Linked DNA regions of Mus musculus: region 2 is linked to region 1. The links are chromatin contacts, found by Hi-C in ENCODE. All regions are on one chromosome and are shown on one strand. The core of a region is the stretch at or near the end of the contact, and the rest is flanking DNA. Distances in the headings are between cores, read along the strand shown.

The links. A loop is a pair of places that touch in the nucleus more often than their neighbours do.
Region 2: a loop to region 1 is called in a map of regulatory T cell, with 3 times the contacts of the local background. The contact joins the promoter of Cnksr3 here to the promoter of Ipcef1 in region 1. A Hi-C loop is called at or near these places in 3 of 37 maps with a recorded cell type or tissue (T-helper 17 cell and regulatory T cell).

The regions. Positions count from the first base shown.
Region 1 is chr10:6,977,955-6,983,637 of GRCm38, reverse strand. Ipcef1 (interaction protein for cytohesin exchange factors 1) reads left to right here and starts at 3,173. Exons shown (of 9, transcript NM_001170800.1): 1 at 3,173-3,391; 2 at 3,955-4,124. The coding sequence starts at 3,966. It also overlaps a transcript of Oprm1 not described here.
Region 2 is chr10:7,210,175-7,215,857 of GRCm38, reverse strand. It overlaps Cnksr3 (Cnksr family member 3), which reads left to right and starts at 3,621. Exons shown (of 13, transcript NM_172546.2): 1 at 3,621-4,226. The coding sequence starts at 4,175.

The DNA.
Region 1 (5,683 bases), core at 1,924-4,423:
TACTCTGAGAAACCATACATACATTTTGTTATTTGAGTCTCTCATTGTCCCGAAGCTCTGGCTAGCTAACAAGTTCCAGCAATCTGCATGTTTCTGCCTCCCTAATACTGGCATTACAATCATATCACCACATCTGGATTTTAAGCATGGTTTCTAGGCATCTACCTGAGGCCCTCAAGCCTTTCAGCAAGCACTTTACTGACTGTGCCATCTCCTCAGCCCTCAAATGAGACACTTGTTCCAAGGCCAAAAGAAAAGTCTACTTTTCTTCAATTAAAAACTATGCATATATTTTCCTAGAGAATTGACCCCCAAGTTTTAGATCTATTTTAGAGAAAACTTATTTATTTATTAGAATAAGATGTCAGTTTTCTCTATGTCATTCAAACAGGAAGAAAATAGGTTGGGAGAAATAGCTCATTAAACTTTAAATATCTGTGAAGGTTGAAATGGTCTCATAAATTGCTCAATCGCCTGTCAGTGTTTTCAACCTACCCAGTGAGAAAGCCACATGAAGGTCTTGAAACTGACTAGTTCATGGGTTCCACTTCCTGTTGTGAGGAGGAAAATGTGTCTTAAGACTCTGTAAAGCTCTCAAAGGTTGTTTTCATTACTTCTTGTAGAACAGTTGGGGGTTTCATAGTCACATCTATCAAGTGAAACTGAAACCCTCACTAGTTTGTTATTTCAGTTAGCAGCTTTGCCGTGAGGAAGGGCTGTCAGGGCAGGGTTGGATGGCAAGGAGCTTGCTGGAAGTGATGGAACACTGCTCAGGGGACTGTTGACCTGATGTGGATGTCCAACTCTCAACCCAGACTCAGTGCAAGAATCTAGCTGTAGACCTGGGACTGATAATAGGAGACATGAAGACGCACAGTTTTGACTTGGATTTCTCTGGAAACCACCTTAGGCTTGATGGTGGAGCTGAAGAGCCAGCAGTGTCCCTGGGAGCCATCACACAATGGAGACTCAGGTCCCTGTTCCATGCACCAGGAGCCAAAGAATACAAAACCTCTTCTGTTCTTTCCTTCCAGACTTCAAAGCTGTTCCCCAGGCATTGTGTCCTACTTGGGGGTTCTTTTTAAAAGCTGCTGTTGCTGTTTGAAACAATGTAGTTTCATCTTGTTTACCTGGGCTTCCAGCCTTCTAGGAATCAACTTGGCCATCTCTGCTTTTTCCCACAACCCTGGTTCTTAGTTACTTTGCTTGCCTTTTAGGATCCCAGAGTCCCCAAGTCTTACCTACAAGGAAGTTCATTTATTACCTGTGTCATCAGCCCCAGCACTCAATTTGGACAATATTGTGTGACCAGTAGGTACTAATTGGGTTTCTTGATCTCAGGATAGTGGTGTAAAAATAAAAAAAAAATAAATAAAAAATAAAAAATTAGCCCAGAGACTAAGGAATAGTAGAGAATCGTAGACCAAGAAGTTGGTAGTGTGGGAAATATTCGGGGAAGGAAAGATAGATGGAGCTCCTTAACAGGACAGTGTGTTTAGACTTGATTAGCAGGCCATGACTGACACATGTTGAATCTGTTTAAAAATTGCCCTCAAAGAGATCAATCAATGATCCAAGGGAAGAAAGGATGTTTCTAAAACAAAACAAAACAAAGCCAACTCAGGGTTTCCCTGGTCTTGTATCCATGAAGAAAAACAATTTAACCTCAACTCCAACCTCCCTGCTGAGGGAAATGGGAGTCATCCTTACTCTAAGATGATGGGTTTTGCTTATTAAGTGTTTGCTTATCTTTGTACACTCCATGATGCATTGATATGTGGTTATTTACAGGAACAGGATTTTTAGTTATCAGAATATTTTCACAAATAAATCTTGGCAGATATGCTTGAGACTTATGGGATTAGAAATCATACATACATACACACATACATACATACATACATGCTTACATACATAATACACACTTACATACATGCATACATACATACACACATACATACTTACATACATACATACATACACACACATACAAACTTACATAAATACATACACACTTAAATACATGCATACATACATACTTACATACATACAAACTTACATACATACATACACACTTACATACATGCATACATACATACACACATACGTACTTACATACATATACACACATACAAACTTACATACATATATACACACATGCATACATACTTACATACATACATACATATTTATGGGCTTAGAGTGACTTTTCCTTGGGTAATATTGAGTGAATTTTCCTTGTTAAATCTTGGCCTGTTGCTTTAAAAAAATTCCTATTTTCAGTATAGGTTCTATTCCCTTGTAAACATATGGCAGAGCCACAGCTGCCATCCATCAGTAGTTAGATATGTGGACTTCTAGCCAGATGCAGCCAGAGAACCATACATTTCATGAAGTTACCTACCAACTTTTAGAACATTTTAATTGAATGCTTAAAAATTAAAAAAAAATCTCTGCTTGTTAACATAAATGAAATCTATTTAAACCTGAAGGATTTTAGCATAGATGCCGTGGAAGAAAAATGAAGTTTTCTAAAGCTAAAATTCTGTCTAATGTTTGTATACATACATGTACACAGACAGACAGACAGACACAGCAGGAGAGGCATTTGCAAGCATATTTTTTCCTTTGGGATTCCCAGTGTTTTTTGGAATCTGATTTCATATGACTTGATGAAAATGTGCTGTGAGAAATGTGTGTATTTTGTATAAATCCTCATGTCTGATTTGAATATTTGAATATTTATCTTCTATAAGACATGTGAGAAATATTCAGAGATAAAGATAGAATGAGATATGTATATTAGGCTGCAAATAAGAAATTCTCAATCGAGGGGCTTTAGAGTCTCTGAAGAGTCCAAGAAGAGATAAATAATTTTTCCTGCATATTAGCAAGACCACGAAGTTAGTGTGATGTGAGCATTTAATAGCTTGAGATGGAAACAATTATTCTCCAGTTTTACTTAAAATAGTTGATATGATTTAGAAACTAAGGGGAGAAAGAAAAGATAATTGTTTCTTGAAATGTATTTCATGATGTTTTCAAACTTCAACAAAGCCTGTGCCATGCTAACCTAAGCAGTAGCAAGAGCTGCTTGTGGGAGGAAACAGGAAGCGGTGCATACATGCCTGTTACTCTTTTTCCCAGGTTCGGCTCAATGTATATCGATTCTAATTAGCACATTTTGTGCCTCAGCTGGTAGCTTCCCTTGAGCTCTGCTTGGAGAGGCTTTTTTTCTTTTTTAGAATCCACCCCGCTCATAAACACTGCCACCCCCTCCCTCCCTCTCTCTTTACAAATGTTACAACACAATCAGAAATTTTCTCTTTTCTTTCCTTCCTGCATTTCCAGCAGGTTCCCTTGCGTCAGAAGCCCAGGAAGAAAACTCAAGGTAATTCGATTCCTTTTGTTCCTTTATTCCTTTCTTGTCCGTTAGTGTGATTTTTTTTCTCTCTCTCTCTCCTGGATGCCTCCTTGGGGTGGGTTGGGGTGGGGGGATCAGATTCTTGACTGTCTGAATCTTAATATCAGGAGATGGGTGCCAGATTAATTTTTTTTTTTTTTTTTTTTGAGAAGCTGGCACTGAGTCCGGGAAGTCACCGTGTTCCTAGGTGGGCTTTAACCCTTCCGTTCCTATTGCATAACTGCCTCTGTTATTGTGGGAAGAACCGGCGTGTCTACCACAATGTGGCTTCCAGCCCCTGAGTCTAACGTTTTCAACTTACTCTCTTTAACTCAGGTTCTTAGACCCATACTTGCATATAAGTGTCTTTGCCCGGGTTTTCTAGGCACGGAATGGAGGTTTAAAAATAGAACAGATACATGATTTTTAAAAAAATATTCACTTTGCATGAATGAAAACGTCTAATCCTCGCCGTGCAAAAAGCTAAACCTTGCCTTTTATTTTGTCACCTGAGTCCGGGTCACACTCACCTGTCCATGCAACTCTTGCAGGGTTTTTCAACATGAGTCGGAGAAGGATATCCTGTAAAGATCTGGGCCACGCTGACTGCCAGGGTTGGCTGTACAAGAAAAAGGAAAAGGGAACTTTTCTAAGCAACAAATGGAAAAAGTTCTGGGTGGTGCTGAAGGGCTCATCGCTGTATTGGTATAGCAATCAAATGGTGAGTGACCTCCTCCTGCCCTAGCCCCTTTACCAAAGCGTGGCTTCCAGAGTGCTGGCCGGAGGATGCCCATGCGGAAGGGATTCTCTGCGAGTTGGAACAGAGCAAGCTAGCAGATTTGTTAGGGGACTCATTTCTGCCCCAGGAACCATGTAGGTTAATGAGCTGTGCTGTTCGGGAGAAGCCATCTGGCTTCATTATTCTGATTGGAGAGGAAGAAAAGGGGCCCTAAATATATCCTTGCTTAAGGAAAGAGCCCTCGGGTTCCCCTGATTTTATTATTTTGTGAGATCCTAATAGTTTCAGGATCTGTCTGGATATCATTTGTGTGTGTGTGTGTGTGTGTGTGTGTGTGTGTGTGTGTGTGTGTGTGTGTGTGTGTGGTGGTGGTGGGGGAGGTTGCATTGCTAAGGTCTATTAAAAAGGGACTCAGCTTTGCCCTCTATTGAGGATATTAATCCATCAGTTCAGGGAGTGATCTCCATCCTTTATCCACTACCTTCTCTTCTCCTGAGATGGGTTGGTTTGGGATGGCTAACCTGTATGCCAGCCTTGTGGAGGGACTGGTGACATTGTTCCATGGTGACATTGGTGTCCAAGCATTGTAGAGGGCAACATTCACTGAGATAGTTGCTGAATTTATCCTTTGATGGGCACACGCTACTGGGGTGAGCTTCATGGTTTGGCTGTAGAAAAAGAGCTGGAAATGAAGTTATTGTATTGTCCTTTGCCTCTAGAGACATTCTGAGAGGAATGTTAGTGTTGTGGAAGAGCTTTGCTGGTGGATCTGTCACTGACTCTGGTGAATGGGAATCCATTGCAGATCTTGAGAGAACTGGGGTCCCTTTGTTGTAGAAGAAATACCCATAGAGACGCTCTGTTAAACCATTTAAGGGACCAGTGCTAAATGAAGCCAACCCAGGACTGGGTAGATTTCCAAACAAATACAACTTCCTTCTTAAGTGAAATTAAGGTTAACATAAATATTTTATGTTTTCTATTATTTTATTTTTAATTTTTGAATTATTTATTTATTTATTTATTTATTTATTATTGATTGATTGTATGTGTGTGTGTGTGTGTGTGTGTGTGTGTGTGTGTGTTTGGGTATATGTGTGTCATCACTCATGTGTGGAAGTCACAGGACAACTTACAATAAGGAATTGTTTCTATAGCATAGGTCCCTGGGATTTAACTCAAGTGGTCTACCTTGGCCACAAGCATTTTTATCTACTGAGTCATCTCTCCAGCTTCTATTTCCTATTATTCTAAGCTATGGCATTTTGGGTAGTTATCATGGAGTGACTGTCACCTAGATGCTCCTTAAGACAAGCTGATCTCAGTTACCCTATACATAGCACTGGGGGATTTCTTGAGTCTGTGGGATAGTTGGGTATTGGAACTGCTGCATCTATGGGACATAACAGGGCTCAGAGATAAACAGGCCATTTAGCATATCTCTCCCATCTTTCCGCCAGATGGCACCATCCCTGTCTTAGTAGAATGTGAAAACGTCCTCTCTGGACCCACACAATTACCACTTGGCTCATTTGGCTTCT
Region 2 (5,683 bases), core at 2,372-4,871, 230 kb before region 1:
GGTTCTCAATATGTGGGATGTGACCCCTTTGGGGTCTTGTATCAGATGTCCTGAATATAGGATATTTACATTATGATTCATACCAGTAGCAGAATCACAGTTATGAAGCAGCAACAAAATAATTTTATGGTTGGGGGTCACCACCACATGAGGAACTGTGTTAGAGGGTCGCAGCGGTAGGAAGGTTGAGAACTGCTGTTCTAGGTCCTTGAAATTCAGTGACAGCGGTCAGTGTTTCTTTTTTTTTTTTTTTTTTTTTTTTTTAATCAGCTCTTCTGAACATGATTTCAAGTAGTGGAGACAGAGGATGAACACTTGCTGGGCTTGTGCAAAGCTCTGGGTTCCTTTCTAAGCACTGGAAAATAAGTTAACAAAAGGAAGCCTGGTGGGCTACGCTGCTAAAAGCTGCTAGTTTGGAGTCTGAGGCAAAGGATCATCAGTTCATGGTTTACATGGGCCACACACCAAGTTCAAGGTCAGCTTGGGCAATTGACTTAGACCCAGCCTGAAAATAGTCCCAAGGAGACTGGACATCCAGGTTTTTGTTTTTGTTTTTGTTTTTGTTTTTGTTTTTGTTTTTTTTTTTTTCCAAGACAGGGTTTCTCTGTGTAGTCCTGGCTGTCCTGGAACTCTCTCTGTAGACCAGGCTGGCCTCAAACCCAGAAATCCACCTGCCTCTGCCTCCCAAGTGCTAGGATTAAAGGCGTGTGCCACCACTGCCCAGCAAGATTTCTGAATGATCAAAAGAATTCAAATAAATAAGGCTGCATTTATTTCAATGAAAAAAAAATGTTTGAGAGCTTTACCGCCTGGATTATCTGATGGGACGCTTGTGTGTTTAGGGAGATAATTTCATTACTGTGGTGTGAAGCATCCAGGCCCATTGGAGCTGAGCAGAGACAAGCTAGTCAGCAGCCGGGGTAATTTCCCTGACTCATCACTTTGCTGCCAGGTGACATCATAGAGAACACTTGCCCCCTCTGGGATATATGTCTGGTGGAACTCGCAGGATTACTTGCTGTCTTGCAAGCTGAAAGAGAAACAACATGAGTCAATTTATACCTGGGAAAGATGAACTGATTCTAAATAGTCTGATTTGGAAAAGGAACACTGTGACAGAGAGACAACCATCAAGAGAAGGGGCCTTAGGTGAGAGGAGAAGCATTTGAAGCAGCTTTTAAATGGAGTGGCCTTTGAATGCTGCCACATTTCTCTCACTATGGGAAGAGTTTTGAACCGGGAAGGGGCTCGAGTCTTTTTACTCGTGTGTTTACTCAGTATTTATAGTAATAACTTTGTCTCTAAAGTGCTTAGGTCCTACTTCTCAACTAATACCAATAAATTTTGAGAGACTCAAATTATTAATGTGAAACTGATTCCCAAACTCGCTGGTCCATGTCCCCTCTATACCCCCTTGGTCTTTGTCTTCTGACTAAAGGTGACAGAAGAAAACCCTTCCTGGCAAAGTCCCATGATATCCAAGAGTCACTAGCTGTGAGATCTTTAATCTTCTTCATACTCAATTCAGTATGGCAGGAGCATTTACAACATATTTTGTTGATTGAATAAATGACCTAAACACGCAAGGCGGCTGGCCAAGAAAAGGAGATGCAAGGAAACACAGAAGACTGGGTTCTTGTATCCACACTGTAACATATCAAATTCAGTCAAAAGCTTTGTCCATTTCCTAATGTTGGAGGAGCCCTGGCAGCATCAAGGCAGAAAGGAGGAAGGGTGCCCCTGCTGAAGAGTGTGGGTACCAAGGAACCACACCACCAGGGACAAGCAGGAAGAAAACTGGCAAGTGTATAACTGATCGCTTTTGCATATACACCAATTTCCATAGCTGCTTATCTAAAAATCCCTCCTCTTTGATGTGCCAAACTTTCTATGTAAAGTTTACATCTGGGCTGGCAGTCAGCACACCCTAGAACTTTCACAGGCTAACAGCTATAATTAAGGTAGAAGGCCTTATTTACATAGCAATTAGCCTGCAGGACTGGAGGAGTAAACATGTTGCTAATTCATTTAGATAGTTAATTGGTCAGAGATTTTTAACTTGGCTTTCTTTGCATATTCTGCTTATGCGCCGAGTATAGATTGTGTTATCTGTGGGATGAAATTCAGCAAACTGGACTCTGGAACTCCAGCTTTTAATGCAACAGATGCAAAGGAACAAGAGAACATTGTCAAACATCAAGGAAAATTCTACAGCGAAAGCATTTGATAGCATTTGCTCCTCTTTGTGATTCCAGGGGTTATGCAGCCAGATTCATCGTCTTTCAACTTCGTTACTACTGTGTCCCCTTTGGAAGGCAGCACTGTTTATAGATGAATTACTTGCTTGGTCATCTAATCATATAGCTATTTTCGAAACTGTAGGCACAGTTCCCACTGTGCAGAGGTCAAGATGGTTAAGGAAAGACAGATGTCAAAGATCATTTCTTAAAAAGAGGGCAGCTACTCTACCAGGAATTTTCTCATGGCCGGTGTCAAGTTTCTGGGTTGGGTAATTACTCTTGGTTAAAAAAAAAAAATCGCTATTTTTGATAGTTGTACCTCTCCATTGCATAGACGAATTGCTCAGGAAGGCTAAGACAGTGTGTACGCTGTACACCCAAAACACTCACTATACAACAGATAGCTGGGTGCTAGCAGTGATTCTCACGTGTAATAGAGAGCAGCTATCCTAACAGAGGAAATATGAACGCAGTGGTTGGTGCAGGGAAAGCAACTGCGGGTATTTACTGAATCAATAAACACTAGCCACTCCCTTACTTCAGAAGATAAGTAGTTGGAAGGGGAAGATCAGATCCAGCTCAATATACCCCAATAACAAGCAGCTTCCTCCTTGGATAGGGTTAATAGTTGCTCAGGGGAAGATGGAAATCAATAACTATAATTGAAAGAAGACTTCACTAGGGCCAAAAGAGTGTCTGCATGTGTGTGGGAGGGAGGTAAACACCGGTTATAGGGTTTTCCCCAGACCCGCGCTCTGCTTCCAAATTGAGGCTTGTAGTACAGAAAGGGCTTTCCTCTCCCTGTCAGAGGCTGAACTAGGCAAGGTTCTCTCTTTTTTTCTTTTCTTTTTTGGCTCGCTGACAACTTTCGCCTCAGGGTTAATGACTAATCTGAATCGAGCGTTAGGTCATTTTGAAAATATGACTATTACATTATGTCAAAACACAACTCAAAGAGCTGCCATTCTGGTGTTATTAAACCGAAGAGTTGATACACTGTAGCGGCCTTGGAGCAGTGGCACACCGCCATCCATTTGTCCAAAACACACACAACTGGCCTACTTTAGGAAACTTAAAAGGCTGAATAGCTAAGGCGAGATTGCGACTCGAAGCTTTTAAAAACGAGAACAGACACATCTCAAACCAACACACAAAGACAAAAAAACCTGTTTACAGGATTCAGCTGCCACTAAGCTGGGACCTCTTCGGAGCCAAGCGGCTCTCCAGGACTCAGGCTGCAGCTCCAGCCCACCCCTTGAAGAGGAAAAGTAGATCCCTGGCGTCCGGAGCTGGGACGTAGGAGGGAAAGAAACCGGAGTCTACGTCATCGCGGCCCCGCCCCTCTCACGTGTTGCTCCCGCTCCGCCCCGCCCCCTCTCTTATTCCGGCAGCGCCGAGCGGAGCAGAAACTTTGCAACCCGAGCGCGCACGCTCCGCTTTTTTCCTCCGCCCGGGCGGCCCGCGACGGTGGCGCAGGAGGTGGGACCCACTGGCGGGAAGGCTCGAGGCGGGGGCGCACGCGGAGTGGGGACCTCGGGGACGGACACCGCTCGCAGGAGCCGCGGAGGGCCAGCCGACCTAGAAGTTCCCGGCCAGAAGAGTCCCACGCCAGGGCAGCCCCGGCCTGGGGTTTGAGGTTGCAACCTGCTCCCGCTGCTGCGGTGGTTGCGGAGAAGCAGCTGTAGCAGAGAGCGGCGTCGGGGGAACTGCATCTGGACAGCGGTAGCTGCGGGGAGCAGCCGTACGGGACATAGCTGTCCCGTGCGCAGAGACCCAGGGCCGCGCTTCCCTCGCAGAAACCGCAGCGCGATGGCCCGCTGACTGCGGCCATGCAGGCTTGAGCGGACTCCCGGCACACGCAGGGGACAACCACGGGCGCAGGCTGCAGGACTCCTGTCGATTGCCTAGCCCAGCGGACAGCGAAGCTGCTTACCATGGAGCCCGTGACCAAGTGGAGCCCCAAACAAGTGGTGGACTGGACTAGAGGTGAGCGAGCCGTGGAGGACCCCCGCGCCCTACAGCCGGGGAGATGGGGCGGGCCAAGAGTTGGGCACTGGAGTGCTCTGCCCCTCCTGCCGGCGACAAAGCAAACTTCTACTGAGCGGCTTGTGCGTCTCTTTCTGGTGCGCCTGCTCCGATCGGTTTCTTTCGGTGGGGGTGCGCGTTGACTGCAGCCGACTGGACACCTATATTTAAGTCAGGGAGCTATGGGATGGCCTTTCCGTGGAAGATTGGCTGGGAATGTGGGGCTTGGGATTTGGCGCCAGGGCACTCTCTCTGCCAGTTCGGGTACGGTGGACTTGCTGCCTGTAGCCAAGCGCAGAGGCACAAGGCGTCTTTGTGTGGGTGACTGCCCCTGGCCCTGGATCTAGTAAAGGCTGCGGGCCCAGAGCAGTTCGCGGGCGTGACCTGGCAGTTGGGCAGGTAGACGAAGGCTCCTGCGGCCAGCCCAGCCTGTTTGTTTGGGTTGGAGAGGGCGAACGGGCTTTCGCGCCTGCGAGGACCCTAGCGCCAGGACTCCCGCAGAGGCAGGGACTCAGCTCTGGAGGCGCCAGGACCCCCAAGGGCGCAGCGTTTTGAGGCCAGTTAAGCACTGAGAGGGAGCCGAGTGTCTGGACTACAGTCTGGTTCTGTACAGTACTCGGGAAGAGGAAACTCAGTGGGTGCTGGACGGTGTAGCAGGAGTGGAAGGGTCCCTGTTACTTTATCTTGTCTCTCCCGTGATTGCTAGGGATAGTTGCTAGAGTTACTCAGCTCTCTTTGACCTCTTTCAATAGTACAAAGTTTACCGAAATCAACCAGTGGAATCTCAGGGGTCCCACCTCCTCACTTCAACATCTGTTTCAAGTTATCCACCCCTGCTCCCAAACCCCCATTGGTCTTCCAGGTGAAGACTTGGCTAAGCACTCTCTCTCCCTTTGTTTTTGTTCGTCTCAGTAGACGTGAGTAGTCAGTGATGCTGGTGTGTTCAGATTATCTTTCAAGCTGCCCTACCCGTCTGTGACAATGGAAACCCCATCCTGTCATTTCTCAAGCCAGTGTCTTATATAGGTCACTGGAAAGGGGCTGTCCAGGTAGTGAAGAGTCTGGTGTATGTCTGATTATCCCTGGCTTCTGGAGGAAAACACAGAATACTGTCTTAGGAAGTAGGTTTTTTCTATCGGCCAGACTTTTCCAGGACTCTCAAAGTAAAGCCATGGGAAAAAGGATGACTACATAGGCCTGAGTGACTCTGGCTGAGTGAGCAGTAAAACATGGTTAGCAGCAGTAGACTTAAGTTATTTTAAGCCCCTTCCCTTAACTTGAAGTGTAACTTGTACTGAAGACGGTACCAGGTGCTCCAGCTAGCTTGCTGAGAGGAAGCAGATGGCTTGCTTGACTACCATGGAGGGGTCCTCAGAGCCTGCTGAGCCAGTAGCTACATTTACTCTCAAGTCCTTGAC